2 separate regions of the Homo sapiens genome follow, and region 1 is linked to region 2. A link is an interaction called in ENCODE POLR2A ChIA-PET data of the cell type or tissue named here. Cell type or tissue: PC-9. All regions are shown on one strand. Each heading gives the region's core, and the rest is flanking DNA. Links, peaks and the distances in the headings are about the cores only. Region 1 overlaps LIMCH1 (LIM and calponin homology domains 1). Region 2 has its middle 6.9 kb from the start of LIMCH1.

Region 1 (2,922 bases), core at 111-2,610, 140 kb before region 2:
ACATATAAAACCTGAAGACATGTACAAAATCAACAGAACCAGGACAGTTTATGCTATTGTCTTCTTTGGTGTTAGATGAAATTTCACAGGGTCATACTTAATGGTGATAGTGTTAAAATGTTAAATCTCAAAATGATAGAATGATATACTATGCAAGAACAAAAATGTATAATTTGTATTGCTTTTTGGAGAACACTAGAAAAGTATAAAAGGCAGCAAAGATGGGTGGTTTAATTACTATTTCATATACATTACACATCATAAAGGTTATGTATAGAAGTCTGTGGCAGAAGTTTTTTGTACGTATAAATAAAGGTTGAGTATATGCCTTTCTGTGGTGGCTCATGGCAAGGATTTGTATCCTTAAACTCTGCTGTTGTCGTCATTTTCAATAAAAAAATCAGTTTTTAATGCGCACATATTTTACTGAAACATCAGTTTGAGATATCTTTCTGCTGCTGAGAGGCAGCTAAGAAAAGGGAATTTGTCACTTTCAAATGTATTTTATGACTGTTTTCAGGGCATTTAAAAACTGAATGCCTGGGTGTGTGTGTGTAAGGAAAACGTGTGGAACATCATTAGGGTCGATCAGCAGATCTTCAGTGACCTGTATGACCAGTCTATGAATGGATGACTTTATAGAAATGGGGGAGAGACCACTTTCTGGGGGAGAAAGTGTTAGGTGTGGCTCCAGGATACCTGATCCTAACCCTAGAGTTTCATTGGACTTGATGCTTGACTTCAGATCAGTCCCTTAAATGGGTGCTGGGCAGAGACCTATGCCTCCCCCATTTCCCCATCCCAATTGAAGACAAATCATGTATTTTAAGGTTACATTTATTAGAGGTCTCTGGCTTCTTGAAAGATGGAGACTTTATAAATGTCAAGCAATTATTACTGTTATTTTCATATCAATCAGTGATATTTTTGGTGCACAATTTAAATAAATACTTGAGGCCAGTGGTTTTCAGAGTGTGGTGAGATGTGCAGCATGAGCATCACCTGGGAACCTGTAAGAAATGCAAATCCTCTGGCCCCAGCCTAGACCTACTGAATGAGACACTGTGAGAGTGGGCTCCAAGCCCTACAGGGACCCTGGCACACAGGGTTTGAGAACCACAGTGAAAAACCCGATCTCCACAACATGAACACTCTTATTTTAAAGAAAGGATTCGAGAGTAGTTTATTTCTGCCTGACATCTTGCTTTATTCTTTTACTCCTCCTGCTGCTATTCTACAATTACTAGAATACATTATGAATGCTTATTCTGGGCCAGGTATTGAGCTAAACACTTTTTATGGATTCTCCCATTTGGTATTTCTAAAATCCCTATGAGGTTATTACTGGTATTATTTCTAGTTTACAGGTGCTGATTAGAGATTAGGGGAAATCTGATGGGTAAGGTCACACAGCTAAGAACTAGACACATGAAAATTTGAACCCAGGCATTTTGTCTCCAGAGCATGCAGCTATAATTACAGTTTCCATGAACCAGATGAAAGTATTCATACGGTTTGGCTATGTCCCCTCCCAAATCTTGAATCAAAGCTCCCATGATTCCCACATGTCATGGGAGGGACCTGGTGGGAGGTAACTGAATCATGAGGGTGGGTCTTTCTTGTGCTATTCTTGTGATAGTGAATAAGTCTCACGAGATCTGATGGTTTTATAAAGGGAAGTTTCCCTACACAAGCTCTCTCTTTGCTGGCCACCATGTAAGATGTCCCGTTGCTCTTCCTTCATCTTCCACCATGACTGTGAGGCCTCTTCAGCCATGTGGAACTATGAGTCAATGAAGCCTCTTTCCTTTATAAATTACCCAGTCTCAGGTATGTCTTTATCAACAGCATGAAAACAAACTAATACAAGTATACAACTGGTGTATTCCAAATACAATTCTATCTTAAAGAATACATTTTGAAATGTTTCAGTACTCTACTAAATTTTATTTTTTAGTCATTCGACTTGGGTAAAGAATGAAGTAAAGTTTCTCAATTCAGCAGCACATTTTACAAAATCAAAATGCCTCACAATAAGTAATGAAATGTGTAAATTTATAAGAAAACAAAACATGGCTTTAAAATGGCTTAAAATATTTATTCCCTCTCTATACCACTTATCTACACAATTACAAAGTACTAGAAATAGGGCAGAATTAAAATTGGTCCAAATATGGCCATTTGCTGGCCCAGTTGTGACACTTTATTTTTAATTCCCTTCAGGACAGTAGGACGGACAAATTTAAGACAAATGCTTTGAAAACAGTATTAAACTTGTTTCCACATTAAGAACCTAGTATCCATCAGCACATGTACCAGTTAATTATTGCCAAGAGTTCCCTGTTATGTAGATAAAACCCAACTTATCTGCCAAACATCAATAATAGCTAATGGAAGCCAACTCAGATTCTGCCAGTGGCTCAAATAGCTGCCCACCCTTAAAAAGAAAAGTAAAAATAAGCTAAATCTACAAAACACACTGGAGAAAGTCTGTTAAAAAAGAAAAACAAGAAACCCTACAGTTCTTGCCTCCTGAACTCTGGCTGTTTCTTTTTTTAAAAAATGTTTATATTTAAAATTTTTTTTTTTTTTTGGTAGCGACAAAGTCTTGCTATGTTGCACAGGCTGGTCTCAACTGCTGGCCTCAAGTGCTCCTCCTGCCTCGGCCTCCCAAAGTATTGGGATTACAGGTGTGAGCCACTGCATCTGGCCCATTTCCACATCTAGAGAGAGATCTCACAGCAGTAAAACTCAGCGGTCTAGTTGTTTTGAAGCATAGTCCCTCTGGGTTGTGGAATTCTCAGAACCCATCCTCCACTGTTCACATCCCTCAGGGCCCTTTCTGGTGGTCATGGGCACCTGGGATTCCCACTAGGATAAAGGGATTCAAATTGGGTTCTTAAAGAGTAAAGGGGTGAATTC
Region 2 (2,922 bases), core at 236-2,735:
TGATCCAAGCACATCAGTGAACAACCAAAAGCCAGCCTGCTCCAGTGGGCATCAGAACTCCCCTTCACCCGGTCCAACCTACAGTGGAGAATGGCTCTTGCCATCTGACACACTTTTATCACTGTATTCACGATGTGGTCAAGCCTTTTGGTGTAGGTCATGAACCATCTGTTGCCCTGGTTTCCGAGTGTGATGTACAAAGTGAGAGATAAATGTTACTTTTGAATGTTACTCGAATGTTACTTTCACTCAGGAAGAGCCTTAAATACGTTTCTGAAGTGTTTGGATTTTATTCCACATTCAGTAGGGAGCCATATAAAATTATGAGAAGATGAGGGACACGAGATGACCTGTACATTTTTTACAAGCTAACTGTAAAGGCTGTTTCAAACAGCAGCACACAAGCCATATCAACCTGGGAGGCAGTAAATAAACTTAGAATCCCCAAGTTCATATTCCACCTTTCAATTGAATGCAGGTGGAATGCACCAAAGACCTCGTGTGTTTTGTTGTTTTTCCCTGCGGTGTGTAGTCTTTCATGGCTAGACCTACTAAAATGCTAACCATCACTCCTATGTTGGCTTGGCTTTGGCATCAAACTTGAGAGCAGCAAATTGAGCATTCCCTCTGTGTGTGGTGTGGGAACGCAACCGAGGTTTCTCATACTGTGCCAGGGATGAGGATAAAGGAAAGTGTGTCATTAAATTCCATTTTGGCTGAGAAACCTCACAATGTCTATTCATTTCCCTCAGTGAATATGCCTTCTTCACACAGAACATCGCTTGGCTACCAGTTTTTACTTGTTCCCCTAAAGAAGGGGAGGACGACCCCTGGAGACTCCGGATCGTACCATGCAACTACTACAGAGAACACAGAGTAGCAGGAAAAACACATGAGGGTTTTTATTCCAAGCCCTTCCTTCTCCCCTACCCATGAAGGAGAATTCTGTCTTCCTGTCTCTGAGTCTTTGTTGTCCAGAATCAGAATCAGGGGCAAAAGGAGCCGAGTCTAGCTGGATTGATTTGCACTGGAAAGAGCTAACCATTAGTCATAGCAGACAAAAGGGTAAGAAGCAAGGAAGGCAAGAACTAGCACAGTGTGAGGCTCAAAGATTTGAGGTCACTGGGCATAGAGAGGTTTGGGAGAGTTGGCAAGTATAAGGTGTGTATGTGTGTGTGTGTGTGTGTGTGTGTGTGTGTGTGTGTGTGTGACAGAGAAAGACTGTAGAAGAGAAAGAGAGGAGGGCATTTTAGGTAATTCTGCTGCATATTATGAATAAAATCACTCTGACTTTTTTTTTAAGACTCCAGTAAAGAATTCTAATGCTTTCCTATGATCACTTGTTAGGTATGGCCACATGAAGCCTGATTTGATAGTGGCCATGGTAGAAACATTACATGTAGCAGTGCCTTTTTCAAAAAGGCCACTTCCTCAATTTGGTTGAATTAATAAATTTTAAATGAGAGAGTCTGATTTCTAACAACTTAGGTCTCCTTAGAGGTTGATGTCTCCAAACAAATGTTCGGAAAGTGTTGAGATTCAATTCTATATCCTAGGGTCTAATGGAGAGAGTATAACACAGTAGAAAAGGCACAGATGTAGAGTTGGGCAAACCCAGGTTCAAGTACCAACTCTGCCTCTTATTAGTTGGAAAGCTGGTGACATTTCTTTGAACTTTAGAGTAAAGATACAGCAATAACAACATCACAGGTGTGTTGTAAAGATTAGGAAGGATGATCTAGCACTGCACCTGGGGCAGGGTAGGAATGTGATACGTGATGGTTATCACTGTGGTAACTTTCACCTCTAACCTCCCTCTTCCCTGCCTTGCCTGCTTCCTGGCCAAAAAAAAAAAAAAAAAAAAATTTTTTTTTTTTTTTTTTTTTTTTTAGGCGGGGTTTCGCTCTTGTAGCCCCGGCTGGAGTGCAATGGCACAATCTCGGCTCACTGCCTGGGTTCAAGCAATTCTCCTGCCTTAGCCTCCCAAGTAGCTGGGATTACGGGCACACACCACCATGCCAGGCTAATTTTTGTACTTTTAGTAGAGACAGGGTTTCACCATGTTGGCCAGGCTAATCTCGAACTCCTGACCTCAGGTGATCTGCATGCCTTGGCCTCCCAAAGTGCTGGGATTACAGGCATGAGCCACCATGCCTGGCCAAAAAACAACAATTTTAACTGGAGGAGAGACCGAGCCCGGAGAACAGAACTTTAACCAGTTTTTTCTAAGGTAATCTATAAGATAAACCACTGGAGGGAAGGTAAAGTTCTAGAAGAGAAGACATTGATCAGGATGAGTTGAGGCACACCAGAGCTAATTCTTAGGAAGGATGTGCAGGAAACCTTTTCTTGACAGCTAGACACCCAAAGCAGTGAGGACCCCAATTTATTGCATTGTTATCCTCCTAAAAAGATGAAGTCTGCATAAAGGCTTTTCACTCATACTACTCAGGTTAACAGCCTTGTATGTCTAGTTTTGTCCAAAACAATATTTTTAATCTTCTCATAATGTGGAAATCACTACAGCTCTTTCATCACTTCCCCTACTCTGATCTCACTCGATGAAATGGCAACTGTTCTGATGTCAGTTTTCATAAACTAAAGCAGATAACTTTTGAAAGCTTCCTAAAGTCTAAAGAACTTATGGAAACTTACATTTTTTTCCATGGCAGGAAGCTCTAACCATATTTGAAATCTTATCTTTGATTAGAGAAAAGTACATCCTTTTCCCCAAAATGCGTTTCTGAGTGGGTTAGGGTTACTGAATGGTAGGATCATCTGACCAGTCACATTCCTGCTTCTGCTTCTGACCTTCAGCTAGCGTCAAATTTCCATCGTTCATCAGGCTAAGAAGTGATACATGAAGTAAGGCCTTTCACAGAGCTCAGAAAGATATTTTGTAGGTATTGGCCGACAGAAAGA

The links. ChIA-PET counts read pairs that join two places held together with the same protein. Peaks named below come from ENCODE experiments on the same cell type or tissue, not always from the same donor. Only the 100,000 strongest peaks of a DNase experiment are listed, where the experiment ranks them.
Region 1: POLR2A ChIA-PET joins it to region 2 with 10 read pairs; 2 of 35 experiments call an interaction of 5 or more read pairs at or near these places.

Annotation. Positions count from the first base shown.
Region 1 is chr4:41,667,640-41,670,561 of GRCh38, reverse strand. The region is part of intron 21 of LIMCH1 (LIM and calponin homology domains 1); the gene reads right to left. Among named protein-coding and RNA genes, the nearest start is that of LIMCH1-AS1, 24 kb to the left of the region's middle. In PC-9, for the core only: no CTCF peak of the experiment used is centred there; no DNase peak of the experiment used is centred there.
Region 2 is chr4:41,529,763-41,532,684 of GRCh38, reverse strand. It overlaps a transcript of LIMCH1 not described here. Among named protein-coding and RNA genes, the nearest start is that of LIMCH1, 6.9 kb to the left of the region's middle. In PC-9, for the core only: no CTCF peak of the experiment used is centred there; a DNase peak (open chromatin) is centred at 1,724; H3K27ac peaks cover 2,382 bases.